Regions from separate parts of the Homo sapiens genome. Here region 1 is linked to region 2. The links are chromatin contacts, found by Hi-C or POLR2A ChIA-PET in ENCODE. All regions are on one chromosome and are shown on one strand. Each heading gives the region's core, a stretch centred on a gene start or an enhancer-like site at or near the end of the contact. The rest is flanking DNA. Distances are from core to core; before and after follow the strand shown. Region 1 has its middle 180 kb from the start of LINC02205. Region 2 has its middle 120 kb from the start of LINC02205.

Region 1 (6,488 bases), core at 2,779-5,278, 58 kb before region 2:
ACACTGTGCAAACATTAAAGCCAGCCGAGGGTAAACAGGCCGAGATTCATTGAATTTTACGGGTCACAATAATGTTTATGTAATTTAACAAATTCCTGCCCTGCTGCTGAGTCTCTCCAAGAAGTATTAATGTAAGAAAGATGAGACCTGCCCCGAGGCTGTCGTCCCATCCACCTCACTGCGGCCTCTCAGAACCCTTGCCCAGCAGGTTTTAGAGTTGAGTAACTGAGTTCCCCTATGCAGAATTACTGCTTAGTCTGGCTCTGTCTTAAAGACACAGCCTAGTTTCTTCCACATGAAGCCTGATGAAATACTCTTGGTGCTGGACATCTGCTGAGTTTGCCTGTCCGGGATGCCTCCACTCCTACTTTTGATAGTGGCCCTATGATTTTTCTCTAGGAATCATCATCCCATCCCATTTTCAGTTTCCCCAGTTCCTCTGGGGAAGATCCCACTCTCCGGCTCCAGGGATGAGCATGTGCCTCAGGCCTGGTCCATCGGGGCCTTGCATCCCGCCCGTGGCCTTGGTGATTGGTTCAGAGATGGGAACGAGATCACATCTGGGTCAATGAGCATCCACCCCAGGACTTTCACAAAACTGGCAGAATAAGGAGCTCTCTTTCCACCAGTCTTAAGTGGTAAAATGTAAGTTGGGAGCTGCTGGGCGCCATCTTGCCACCAGTTGGAAATGGCTGTTGGGAATGAGGCCAACACAGAAGAAAGTACAAACGGAGAAGGGCACATTCCCAGTGAGATTTTTTGAGCCCCTGGGTCCAATTACAGCTGAAGTCTAACCTGGGGTTTTTGATTGTGTGAGTTAACAAATCCACTGTTTTGGTTAAGCCAGTTTGAGTTGAATCTCTATCATTTTCACCTTTTATTCAACAAAACAAAAGATTCCCCTATAGGTCTCTGTAGAGAATAGGACCTCTCCTCCACATTCCATGTGACACTGGGCTCCATGCTCACCTCTGACTCCCTAAAGCATTCCTAAGACTTCCTCCACCTCCTCTCCAGTCAGGCTGTTCTGTTCCTAAACACACACTGCGTATCTCACCTTGCTGCCACTTTATTTTCCTCCTGTTGCCTGCAGTGCCATTGTCCCCTATCTACCACCCATCCTCTAGGGCCAGGCTGAATTCTCCTTTCCACAAAGACAACTCCCTACCACTCAGAACTCCCTCCTCTTAACTCCCAGAGGGCCTCAGTAAGTTCCACACCTCCTGGCCCTTAATTATATAAATTAAAAGTTATATTAATTATATTAATGTTTTGTTGCTTCTTGTATTGTATGGTTGTGTCTTCTCTTCTGTCTATTTATAGCTAGAAAAATGTCTGGCATAATTCTGGGCAAATGAAATCACAGATTATTAATATTTAAAGGTACCTTACAGATCATAAAAATCACCCTGCCCCCACAATTAGACAGATGAGGAAACTGAGACTCAGAGAAGTGAATTGACTGACCCAAGGTCACACAGCTGGTTTATTGCCAGACCAGAGATAAAATCGCAGCTCAGTGTTCTTTCCACAACACGGAGCTCTATCAATTTGCTTGATTGATTTTCCAGTGAAGCATATGTAGAGTTTGAATTGGGTTGGCATATTACCATATACTAATGGTACTAAGTCAGCACATTCAGAAGAAAGAACAGTAGACTTAAGAGAATCAAAAGGTATGTTTTCAAGTTCCAGCTGGGCTGCACGACCTTGGACAAGTCCTTTCACCCTTCTGGATCTCTATTTTCACAATAGCAAAAAATGAGGGTCTTGAACCAGGTCTGAGGACAAGTACTTTTTTTTGTGAGCCACCTCCCAGTGACTGATGGGGCAGCCCACAGCGCTGCGTGGGAAAGATCTGAAAGTGTATCTGAGCTCAGCAGGAAGAAGTGCTTTGAGTGATCAGCACTGTCTCTCTCAAGTTTGGGAGCCGGGGTCAGGGAATGTCAGGAAGCACTCCAGGTTGTGCTTCTTTAGATGATTTTTGAGGTCTTTCCTACCCTGTCATTTGAGGTCATTTAAGTTGTGGTGAAAATGCAAATACAGAGCTCAGATACAACTTCAGGACCCCCATCCTGTTCTACCAACAGTGGCCTCCCTCTCACACCATGAAACTTCTGGACTCCAGGGACCCACAGCTGCACCCAACGAATTTCACTTTGGCCTGATCTTGGATCCACTGAGCAACAGAAATTTGGGATGTGAATTTGGTGGAGCTGGTGTGGACTAGGTCAAGCAATGAGAAAGGACACAGGATCATGGAGAGAAGTGGATGAGGGGAAGTCGGGGACCTGAGAACTCACTTCTATGTTTGCAGTGTTCAGCCCCTGGTAAGAGACCTCCTCCTGACATCCAAGGGGAAGCATGGATGTGGTACAGAGAGCCCCACAACTCTGGTCTGGGCTCCCGCAGAAGGCCAGGGGCCAGCACACAAAGGCCACTGTGAGGAGCAGACATCCGATGGACCAGCTTCTGAGGTGTCAGAGAGAGACTGACTCAAAGGCTCCATCCCACATCTGAAGGTCTGGACTTTCACCGGGAGCTCTTTCTTCCTTATTTTATGTAAACTTCAAGTGGAGATCGTAGTCCTAATACTGCAGTGCTATAATGACTGAAATAATTTATATAAAGTGCCCGACACAGAGAGCTGATAAATGCCCAACAACGCACTTTCTTCATTCACCCCAACTTTATTTTTTTCTTTTCTTTTCTTTTTCTTTTTTTTTTTTTTTTGTGACTGAGTTTCACTCTTGTTGCCCAGGCTGGAGTGAAATGGCACTATCTCGGCTCACCGCAACCTCCATCTCCCGGGTTCAAGCGATTCTCCTGCCTCAGCCTCCTGAGTAGCTAGGATTACAGGCATGCACCACCATGCCTGGCTAATTTTGTATTTTTAGAAGAGACGGGGTTTCTCCATGTTAGTCAGGCTGGTCTCGAACTCCTGACCTCAGGTGATCCACCTGCCTTGGCCTCCCAAAGTGCTGGAATTACAGGCATGAGCCACCGTGCCTGGCAACTTTATTTCTTTCTAAAGACACTCAAACATTCATTGAACATGCATGCTCCTGTGTGCTGGGTGTGCTAGAGATGCAAAATTGAGTGAGACACATATTACTTGGCTCTCTTTCAGTTACAAGTGGCAGGAATAAAATCTAAAGTAGTTATAGGAAAAGAAAGGAAGGAAGGAAGGAACAAACGAACGAACAAATGAAGGAAGGAAGGAAGGGAGTGGGGAGGGAAAGAGAAAGAAAGAAAAGAGAGAGAAAGAAAGAGAGAGAGAGAGAAGGAGGGAGGGAGGGAGGAAAGAAGGAAGGGGAGAGAGAAAGAAGGAAAGAAAGAAAGAAAAAGAAGAAAGAAAGAAAGAAAAAGAAAGAAAAGAGAAAGAAAGAAACAAAGAAAGAAAGAAACAAAGAAAGAAAGAGAATAGAGATTATTTCTATTCGCTTGTAGAAGTAATCTACCTACCTTCAGGATAGCTGTATCCAGAAACTCAAATGATAGCATTGAAGATGGCCATCTCTCTCTCTCCCACCTCCCTTTATCTCTCCTACTGGCTCTCTACATGTCACAGGCAAGATGAGTATTGGAAGCCCTGCCACTTTAGCAAGCCCAGAGCAGAAGGAAGGAAGGCTTCTGACTGGCCTGGCCTCGGGTCATGTGGCCAGGGAGCAGGCAGGATCAGCCCCATCCAATCCTGGTGGAAAGAATTCTCTATAGGAAGGAAAGGTTCTACTCTAAGAGGCAACAAGTAAGCACAGCTCAGTGAAGTAAAACCACAGAGGTATTTACATCATTGTTTCTGGAGAGGAGGCATTTCCTCTTTTAGGAAACTCACATGCACACTGGAGTCCCTCTGGATTTTCATACCAAGTGCGTCCTCTTCCCCCCCCCTCCTTCTCCTCGACCCCCTCACCATCCCCACCACCCCCATGAGGCAGGGATGGTTACAATTCCTAGTTGACACTTAGTCCCTGCCTGTCCAGGGGCAGGGAGCCAATGGCAGTGTAACCGGCAGGTCTCTGGGTCTCTAGTTTTCTCCAGAGAGCACAATGACATGATGCTGACCGCACCGGCTGTGGACCGGGGCCCAGCAGTGCAGATGCTTCTGAGGCTTGTGGTTTAGTTCCAGCCAATGTCAACTTCTTTCTGTCTAACTTTAGAAATCCATGGTTGGCTTCCCTTGCATCAAAGAAGTCAAAGTATTCAACTCCAGAGGGTGTGCATTTTTAAAATGAAAACAATAACAACAAAATCAAAACAAAACCAGAAAGAGGAAAAGACAATCCAATGATCTTTTGGAGTCAGAGAGACTGTGCACAGAGAGCCCTGAGCTTCACAGAAATGCTCCATGACGGTGGTGAGCCTGAATTAAACATATCTCCTCTGTTTTTAAAGCTAAAAAAAAATCCTAAATGACATTTAATTAGTAGACCTACTTCTTTCCTTCCCATCAAAGCCAAGTGTTTCATGCAGAGCTACATTTCCTAAAAAGGCCCAGGGCTGGAAGCTGAGCTCCTTCACCTTGCGCATGATTCTACCCTGCAGACAGCATTCCCTCCCCAGTCCTCACGGCTGATCTGATGAGTGTTGGTGAGAGAGCAAAGGGGGAAAAGAGTGCCCAGGGGATGTCCCCCACCCGAGGAAGAGGGGTGGCCATCAGGAAATCTGGCCAGATTCCCACTTTGTGCTTTCACTTGCTATGCCAATTTGAACAAGTGCCTGAGCTTTCTAGCCTCTGTTTCCTCATCTGTTAAAAGTGGGGAGTCCTGATACCTGGCCAGGCCACCTCATGGCATAAGATGTGGGCATTTTGAAAAACACTAAACCCTCTACAAAAGGATGAAATTGTTGCTAGTCAATCCCATGCCTTGAGAGGCCAGCAACAAAAACTTTCCCTTCTGATTCCAGAAGATCCTTTTCTTTTTGTTTAAGCATCGCTTCCCCTTTCTCCTGCCTTGTCCGTCTCCTTGGTTCTTCTCTTCCTTCCCCCCTTGTCCTGTGGGCACGTCATCTATCTGGTTTCCCAGCAATGGGAAGCTCAGAGAGGCGGTGTGAAGGCAATGCTGGCACTAGGGAGGTGGGGGTTCCCGAAAGGACTGAACTGGACTTGTGTAGGTGTCATAACTCGGAACCTCTATTTGTGTATCTTTTCCAGGTCATCTGGCCCTCCTCCCTCCCCTTGGACATGAGGGCTGTAAGAAAGCTTTAGTCCTTTTAGATCCAACCGGTGGCGTAACCCTCCAGGAAATTTTCCTCTGTTGGCTGCCCAAGTTGGCCAGACAACTTATCCTCTGATTGGTGGGGTCACACATCATTCCAAGGGAATGGTTATTTTTTCTGAAGGCCATGACAGTGAAGGAGAGGGAGGAGCCTTAAAATAAAATACACATAGACTCAGAGAAGACCAGCATGTAACACTGATGGGCTTACACAGACTTCAGGATTAATTTATAGACACTTCTGAAGTTAAAGTGACTCGTTCAGGCAGCTGAGGACAGGACAGGCCCACAGGCTTCCCAGGCACCCAATCTGCTGAGCCTTTCTTTCCATAGTTCCAGCTAATGCAGAGAAAGAAAAGCACTGACCACAGCCCCACTGTGATTAAGCCCTAGGTGTGGGCACTCAAGACTCCTGGAATCAGAGTCCTATGTTTTTGTTTTTTAACTTCCTTTGTTTTTCCTTTTAAAATTGGCTCAAAATTGACACACAGTGAAATGCACATACGTTATCTTTGGATAAACATGTATACCATGTCAACCAAGGTATAGAACACTTCCATTGCCTCAGAAAGTTCTTTTGTGTCCCTTCCACTCATATCCACCTCAAAGGCAACCATTCTGATTTTTATCACCAGGGCTGAGTTTTGCCTACCCTAGGTCTTCACATAAATGGAAAGCAAACTATACTTGTTCTTTTCTGTACTTTGCTTTCATGATGTCCGTGAGATTCATTCATGTTGTTCTGTGCATTGGTGATTTATTCCAATCTCTGCTGGGTACTGTTCCAGTACATGAAGATACCACAAATTGTTTATCCAGTAGCTCTGTTCATGGACATTTTGGTTGTTTTTAGTTTTTGGCTATTGTGAATTAAACCATAATAATGATCATTCATATACAAGTAGTTATGTAGACATATTTTTGTTTCTCCTGGATAAATACCTATTGATGGAATTGCTAGGTCACAAGTAGGCAAACGATTCAATTAATAAGAAATGTATAATTGAAGTGGTTGTACTATTTTACACTCACTGGCGGTGGATGAGGGTTCCAGTTGCTCCAGATCCTCACTAACATTTCATGTTGTCAGTCTTTATCCTGATGTGTGCGTAATAGTAGCTCATTGTAGTCTTAATTTGCATTCCCCTGATGATTAATGATGTTGAACACTGCTTCATGTGTTTATTGGCTATTTTTATGCCCCTAGGTCACAAATACATTCTCCTAGGTTTTCTCCAAAAATTTTTATAGTTTTAGCTCTTATCATTA
Region 2 (6,907 bases), core at 3,600-6,099:
AGGCCTCCTGCCAACAGCCAGCATCAGCTTCCCTGCTGTGTAAGAGAGCCATCTTGGAAACAAATCTTCCAGCTCAGTCAAGTTTCCGATGACTGCAGTCCCAGCTGACATCATGACTGCAACTTCTTGAGGGCCTTGAACAAGAACCCCCAGCTAAATCATTCCTGAATACCACTATACTGATGGTAACTCATCATCAGTAACTCACATGCCTAGCTCTATTAGACAGTTTCAACATTTACCATTGAAAAAATGCTACACACACCACACTGTTAAACACAGCATTTCACACAGATGTCTCTACACTGAGGCACTCATTCATGCACCAACCTCCATTGAACACAGAGTGTCAGGACTCCTGACCCACAGAAACTGTGTGAGATATAAATGTTTATTGTTGCTTTAAACTATGACATTCAGGGATAATTTGTTACGCAGCAATAGCTAACAAATACAGATGTGGTCTCCGCTCTCTTTAACCTGGATTTAGAGGAGAGAAAAGCACATGGGGAGATGGTAACATAAGGTGTGTATGGTGAGAGCCAACCTTCAGCATCACAGGCTTCTCCAAGGCCAGGGCACAGATGACCTCTGCTATCATTCCTTTCAGAGGATGTCTGGGAGGCCATGGGGGAGAAGTTGCCCTGAAAAGCAGACCATACTTTCTGCTCAGATGTGAAGGGTTGTTATTAAAAGAAGGGAAATGTCTGGGAGATGTTCCAAGCCTGACGGTTTGACCCCCGAGCCTAGCCACTGAGGGGAGGGTGAACAAGCACAGTAGCCCACATCTGAAGGGCACTATCTAATGTCAGGCACTGGTGGGCTCCATGCTGGCCTGGCACTCAGAGTCACAACCGTGAGTCTTACAGAAAGGGCTCCTTTACTGTGACTTGAAAAAGAGGAGGAAAAGGACTCCTTAGCTCTCCTAACGGGCCTGGCCACTCTCTGATTTTCACACGTAATGGGGCAGGAAATTGCCCGTGGTGAATGAGCGAGACCTTCTACCTGTGGGTGGAAATGGGTAATGAGAACTTAAATCCAGGCACATCACTGGATCACATTAGGGAGTCAGCTTGCAAAAATGATTAGGAGGGTTTTAATATCCAGCGATTGGATGGATACCCATCTCCCGCAGCGACCTCGGACTCATTAACCTAGCGGTCCTGCGTGGGCAATCAATCATTTGTGCTTGTGGAGTGGCCTCCATCCCAGATCTCTTATGGGGCCTTCCAGAACCCAGAGATTTGAAATAATTAAAATCCTCCTTGGCATGATGCAACCAGCTCCCCTTAAGTGCAGCTCGGATCCTCCTTCAGACCTTGCCTTAGCGAAGAGCTCTGAGCTTAAAGCCCCATCTGGGAGAGTGAGTAGAGGAGGCAAACTGCTGGGCTCACCTCTCGCTTCCTTGTCTCTGTACAGGTGATGTTAAGAGGCAGTGCGGCCTAGTGGTAGAAGCACTAAGCCCATGGTGGGAGTGCCAGGGCCCTGGGGCTGCTCCACTGCCAGTGATCGTGTTATCAAGTCATGTCCCTTCCCAGACGTGTGACCCACCTGGTCCAGTTCTCTTCATGAGCTCTGTCACTGATCACCCATAGACCCTCTCCCCATGACTCCCCAGAGTCAGTTCCTCATGTTTCCTCACCCAAAACTCCCCATCTCCTCCCCAGCCACCGTTTTTCTTTCTGCACTCACTTTGGTACTTCCTTCTTTAGATTTCTTCAGGAAATTCTATCATCTCATCTCTGGAAATACTTAACCCAGCTCTACCCCTAGGCCACACCTAAACACATCAGCCGAAGGCTTCCTCCGTAGCTTTCCTATCCCTGGCCTCTTCATTCCAGTAAGTCTTGTCTTGGACATTGCTTTCACATCATCCTTCTGCTCCAAGACAAGCAGGGGCTCCACTGAGCATCGCAGCTCTCCATAAATCCCCCAGCCTGGCCCAACCCACCGCTCACCCAACACATGCTCAGTGTACCGTTGGTGGAGTGGCCTCTATTCCAGACCTCTTATGGGGCCTTAGAACCCAGAGATTTGAAATAATTAAAATTCTCCTTGGTGTGGTGCAACCAGCTTCCCTTAAGTGAAAGTTGGTTCATCCTTCAGACCTTGCCTTAGCAAATTGCTCTAAGCTTGCGGCCCCTCCTGCGAGAGTGAGTGGTGCACGCGCTCAGTATCCCACTCACCATGCCTTCCCTCTCTCTCTGTCTAGCAGACCCTGCCATCTCAGCATCTTACTCAGCCTCTCTTCCTCCCAGAAGCTGGCCCTGCCAGCTCTGGCTCCTGTGGGTCTCTCCCCAACTGGGAACTCCTGCAGCACTTGCGGCCCTGACCCTGCAGCTTCACACCGACTCCTACCAGCTGGAGGGCCCTCACCTATCTACGTTAGGCTTTCTGCAGACTGACAAGACCTTTGAGAATTCTGTCATCCACATCCCCTTGCAGGGCCTGGAGCGGGGCTTGTTCAAGGTAAATGTACAGCAAATGTTTCTGTTCATAATGACTTAAGATAGGGTCTCTGCCATTGAGAATATTCCTTGAGGAATATTCTGCTACATTTGTATTCATAGAATTTAGAGCTCAAAGGAGCCCAGGAGACCCCTGTTCTATCCCCTACAGATGAAGAACTAAGCCCTGCCCGGCCCCACACCTCCATGCGGGGCCAGATTGTACAGTAAAAAGCAGCATTTATTTTTTTCTGGATCTCAAACACTAGATAGGAAAAAAAACACCCTAAAATATTATTATCTAGGTATCAGGAGAGCTGGTTTTGGGTCTAAGGTGTGCCATTTATTTGCTGTGTGACTTTGGGCAAGTCACTTAACCTCTCTAGATCTCAAGAATGGATTATGCTTTATAGTCTGTGTGTGTGTGTGTGTGTGTGTGTGTGTGTGTGTGTGTGTGAAGCTTTTACATATATAGGTGCCTATATACGTGTATATAGGTGCCTATATACGTGTATATATATGTACATATATATGTGTGTATATAGGTACCTATATATGTGTGTATATAGGTACCTATATATGTGTGTATATAGGTACCTATATATGTGTGTATATAGGTACCTATATATGTGTGTATATAGGTACCTATATATGTGTATATATAGGTACATATATATGTGTATATATATATATAGGCACATATATATATATAAAAAAGGAGCTTGCAGAACTTCTAGGCTGAAGCAAGAGGGGTGGAGGAATGTCACCTTGCTGATAACCAGCAAGCGCCCCCAAATCCAAACTGCTCAGAAGCGGCACTGACCCATCTGCAGCCTCTTGTTCCCACACACCATCACTGCCAGCTGCCCTTTTCCCACCTCCTCTTCCTTACCACGATGCCCCCGAGCTGGCCAGGTCAGACCGCCCACACCAGGCCAGGCCAGACCGCCCACACCAGGCCAGGCACCTCGGCAAACCCAGGCTGTTCCAGATCTTCCTGAAACCTGCCAGGGGCAAGGATCCTTTCCAGATAGGATCCCTGTGGAGAACTAACTGGGGCTAACAGCTTGGAGGCTTTGTAATCATCTAGAGAGGGAGCAGATGATTGAAAGTTTTCCACAGCCAGACAGAGGGCAACCTCGCCTGGCCAGACCCCCCCTTAGAGGCAGCCTCAGGGCTTGCAGGCCAAGATCCTTCTTGGAGTCCTACAAGCCTAGCTCTCTGACACTACGTATTTCCTAAACCAATCCCAGGGGATTGCAGGGTTGCATGCATGATGCCCTATTTGCAGGTAATAGGAGGAGCAAAGGTTCCTGTGATTGTACAGTGAAAGGAGGTTCTAGGGAACATGACGCCCAGCCCCAAGTCACTCACCCAGGGGCTCCTCGAGAGCATTCCTGGGACGGGCTGCAAAGTGGGCCCACCAGAGAGAAGAACACTCAGGTTCCGCAGCTCTGCATTTTGATAAAAATGGCTGGCCATGATTAATGCATGGAGCGCTATAGAGGAGGAGGCCACTGGATACTTTCTGAAGCAGCGCCCAACTTCCAGAAATATGGAAGGCCATTAATTATTGATTCTCAGGCAGGAGATGTGCCTCCCTGGGCAGAAGCAGCTCTGAGATGATTTCCTATGTAAATCTGCAAGAACCCACTGGGAACACCAATGCTTGGTGGGCAAGAGGGGGCCAATCGCAGGTGGCCAGTGTCCCCATAGGCCCCCCGCTTCCCGGGCCATTCCCGTCGGGCAAGGGGTCAGGCCCAGAGGCAGAGACCCACCCCCAAAGCCAAATTATTATTATCATTACCATTATCATCTATTAAAAGTAGCCCCCACCAAGTCAGCTGACCCTCCTAACAGAGGCGCCTCATTAAATTCCTGTTGTGACAAGGCCAGAGCTTCGAGATCAAGAAAAACTGGGTGCTGAGAAAGGAACAGACGCCACCATGTCCTTATTTATGACACAGAGTGTTTTATATATATGAAAAGCCGGCCATAATTTGCTTATAAATAATTGACTTCTCCTAGATTAAAATCTCTAGAGGGAGTCTCAGTTTATTCACAAGGTGCTTCTGCCTACAGTGCAAATTAGGCCCTTTCAAATCTGTCTTATCTCAACCCCGAACGTTATGAAGAGTGATTTTTTTTCCTTCATCCCCTGTAATAACCTTCAACTAACCTTTAAACCAGAGTGAATAATTTAAATCTTATTTTCATATCAATGGAGGAGTCAAGCCAAGCAATTATCTTTTATCTGTATACTCTGTCGTCAGAGCGGCAGGCATAATCAAGTTTTCCCAAGCGAGCCAGATGAGAGAGAGAAAGAGTGAGGAAGTGAGAGATGGTATCTGAAGACATTAACGCAACAATGAATTATTCAATAATGAGTACAAGATCTGTCATAACACACACACACACACACACACACACACACACACACGGGAAGCTCTACATCTGCCCAATGTTCCAGGCAGGCCAAGGCTGGCAGTATGGGGGAGGGGGTGCCAGGAAGGGGGTCTGGGCTAAGCATGACAAATCGGCAGATCATCTGCTCAATTAGGACAGAGAGCAGGTGCATGGGGCACATTTGCAGCACAGGACGACACTGTTGTGGGCCAAACAACAGGCTGAGGGAAAACACCTAATTTGTGTGACAGTGATTTAGAACAGCTCTAGCTATGATTTTGCTAAAGGGGAGGGGCTCGGGCAAGAAAAAGATTTCAGAGGGGGGCGTGGAAGGAAGAAGGGAAGATTTTTTAAAAAATAAAAACAAAAAGCGAGAAAAGGTTGAAATTCCCCACGGTGCTCATTAAAATTCTACCGCACGCATTTCTTCCCTGGGTCCCCCTGGACTGCCCGTGATCATTTTTATTAATTCATAAAATATCGCACCAGTGATTGAGGCTGATGATTAGTGGAGCTGACAAACACAAGAGCTGGTGAAATATTGCAGCAGCTCCTGTCGGGTCTCTCCAAGTGAAAACACAGACGTCGCATGAAAATTCATCCTTCAAAGGCCTTGAGCAGCCAGGCCGTGCTGAGGGGCAGGCGGAGGGACCAGTGTGTCTACTGCGGCTCCTGCCACCCCAGGGGTCTCCCTTGTTAAGACACCCAGTGGCACCAGCAGACATTTCTCATCCCTATCTCTTGGATTATGGGAAATGCCTGCTTGAGACAGAGATGTCCTTTAACCTCCCTTGGGAAATGGACTGTCAGGCATTAGCAAGAAGCGGGTCAGAGGTTTCCACTAGAAACTCAGCTCCTGGCTTGGCAGGTGCAATGGCTTAGAAACCAGCACCCACAAGAGCCCGGGTGCTCCCACACTTATCCCAGGCTCTTTTCAAAATGTCCTCATCCTCTGTCCCTTCCCAGAAACTCAATCAGTGGCTATGGAGAAACTCCATTTCTGTGCATCATGTATTAGAACTCTCATTTTACCAGTGAGGAAACTTGTGTCTGGCAATGTTAAATAGTAAGAACAAGGCCTCAGGGCCAGCAGAGATGGAGGTCCTGGTTGCAGGAAAAGCAGAGTAAAATTCTGTGTTCAGTTATAATGACTGTGCTTGCAGGTTTCTGCTGTGATTGTCTTTTTCCTTCTGGTTTCTGATGCCCTTTTCCTTTTTTTACTGATTATTCTATTCCACACTTGCTTCTACATTTGAAGACGTAGCACCTACTTTGTGACACTAGGTGGAAAGAAAGACTAGGTCAGTTGCTCTCAACACTGACCTGACCTGCAGAGACTTACTAAATGAGAATATTGAGGAAGGGGATGAGGCCCAGGAATCTGCATTTCAACCAGCTTGCCAAGTGAGTCTCATGCACTAGAGGTGGAGAACCACTGGCCCAGAGACATCAGAGCTCAAGGCCGTGACTGTACCCTAGAATCACTGGAAGACCTTTTGAACAAAAGTAATCCCCTAGGCCCCACCCCAGAGATTCAGATGCAATTGTTCTGGGGTGAGACAAAGGCATAGTATTGTTCAAAGATTTCCAGGTGTTTACAGTGAGCACCCAGCCAAGTTGAGAAACACTCAGATGTGACAACACTAGAGCAGAGTCTCCCTGATTCCACCCTCAGGTCCCATCAACTAAATATGATCCCACTCCCCAGACCCCTCCATTTATACGGCACCAGTAACTAGACAGGAACAAAAAAGAGGTAGAATACATTCCTTTAAAAATATTCATGATTCCATTTGTTTTATGCCTTGGGCACAGAGTCCAGACTAATTTGCATGCATAGATGAAATATTTCAGTTTCTACTTAGAAAATAGCAGTGCTATCTATAATGTGGGAAGAAAGATATACTAAGTGCTTATGTGCTAAACTCAAAATCTTTTCTCCTCTCAATTAGCTCATATAGATATCAAGCTTGTGCTATACGCATTTTGCATTTAATGTATTTGTACAGCTTCTACTGGGATCATTTTAGAATCCTGAGCTCCCAAGTCTAGAG

Evidence for each region. Hi-C counts contacts between places; a loop is a spot of excess contacts on that map. ChIA-PET counts read pairs that join two places held with the same protein, here RNA polymerase II (POLR2A).
Region 1: a loop to region 2 is called in a map of B cell, with 9 times the contacts of the local background. The contact joins two enhancer-like sites. A Hi-C loop is called at or near these places in 3 of 168 maps with a recorded cell type or tissue (B cell, PC-9 and endothelial cell of hepatic sinusoid). POLR2A ChIA-PET finds 5 or more read pairs at or near these places in 2 of 52 experiments (A549 and A673).

Annotation. Positions count from the first base shown.
Region 1 is chr15:70,324,248-70,330,735 of GRCh38, forward strand. No RefSeq gene overlaps it. Among named protein-coding and RNA genes, the nearest start is that of LINC02205, 180 kb to the right of the region's middle. Within about 2 kb of position 4,029, at least 9 of the 41 ENCODE cell types and tissues checked have a DNase peak (open chromatin) inside an H3K27ac peak, as active enhancers do; they include B cell, where a contact is called at or near this core.
Region 2 is chr15:70,381,787-70,388,693 of GRCh38, forward strand. No RefSeq gene overlaps it. Among named protein-coding and RNA genes, the nearest start is that of LINC02205, 120 kb to the right of the region's middle. Within about 2 kb of position 4,850, at least 3 of the 41 ENCODE cell types and tissues checked have a DNase peak (open chromatin) inside an H3K27ac peak, as active enhancers do; they include B cell, where a contact is called at or near this core.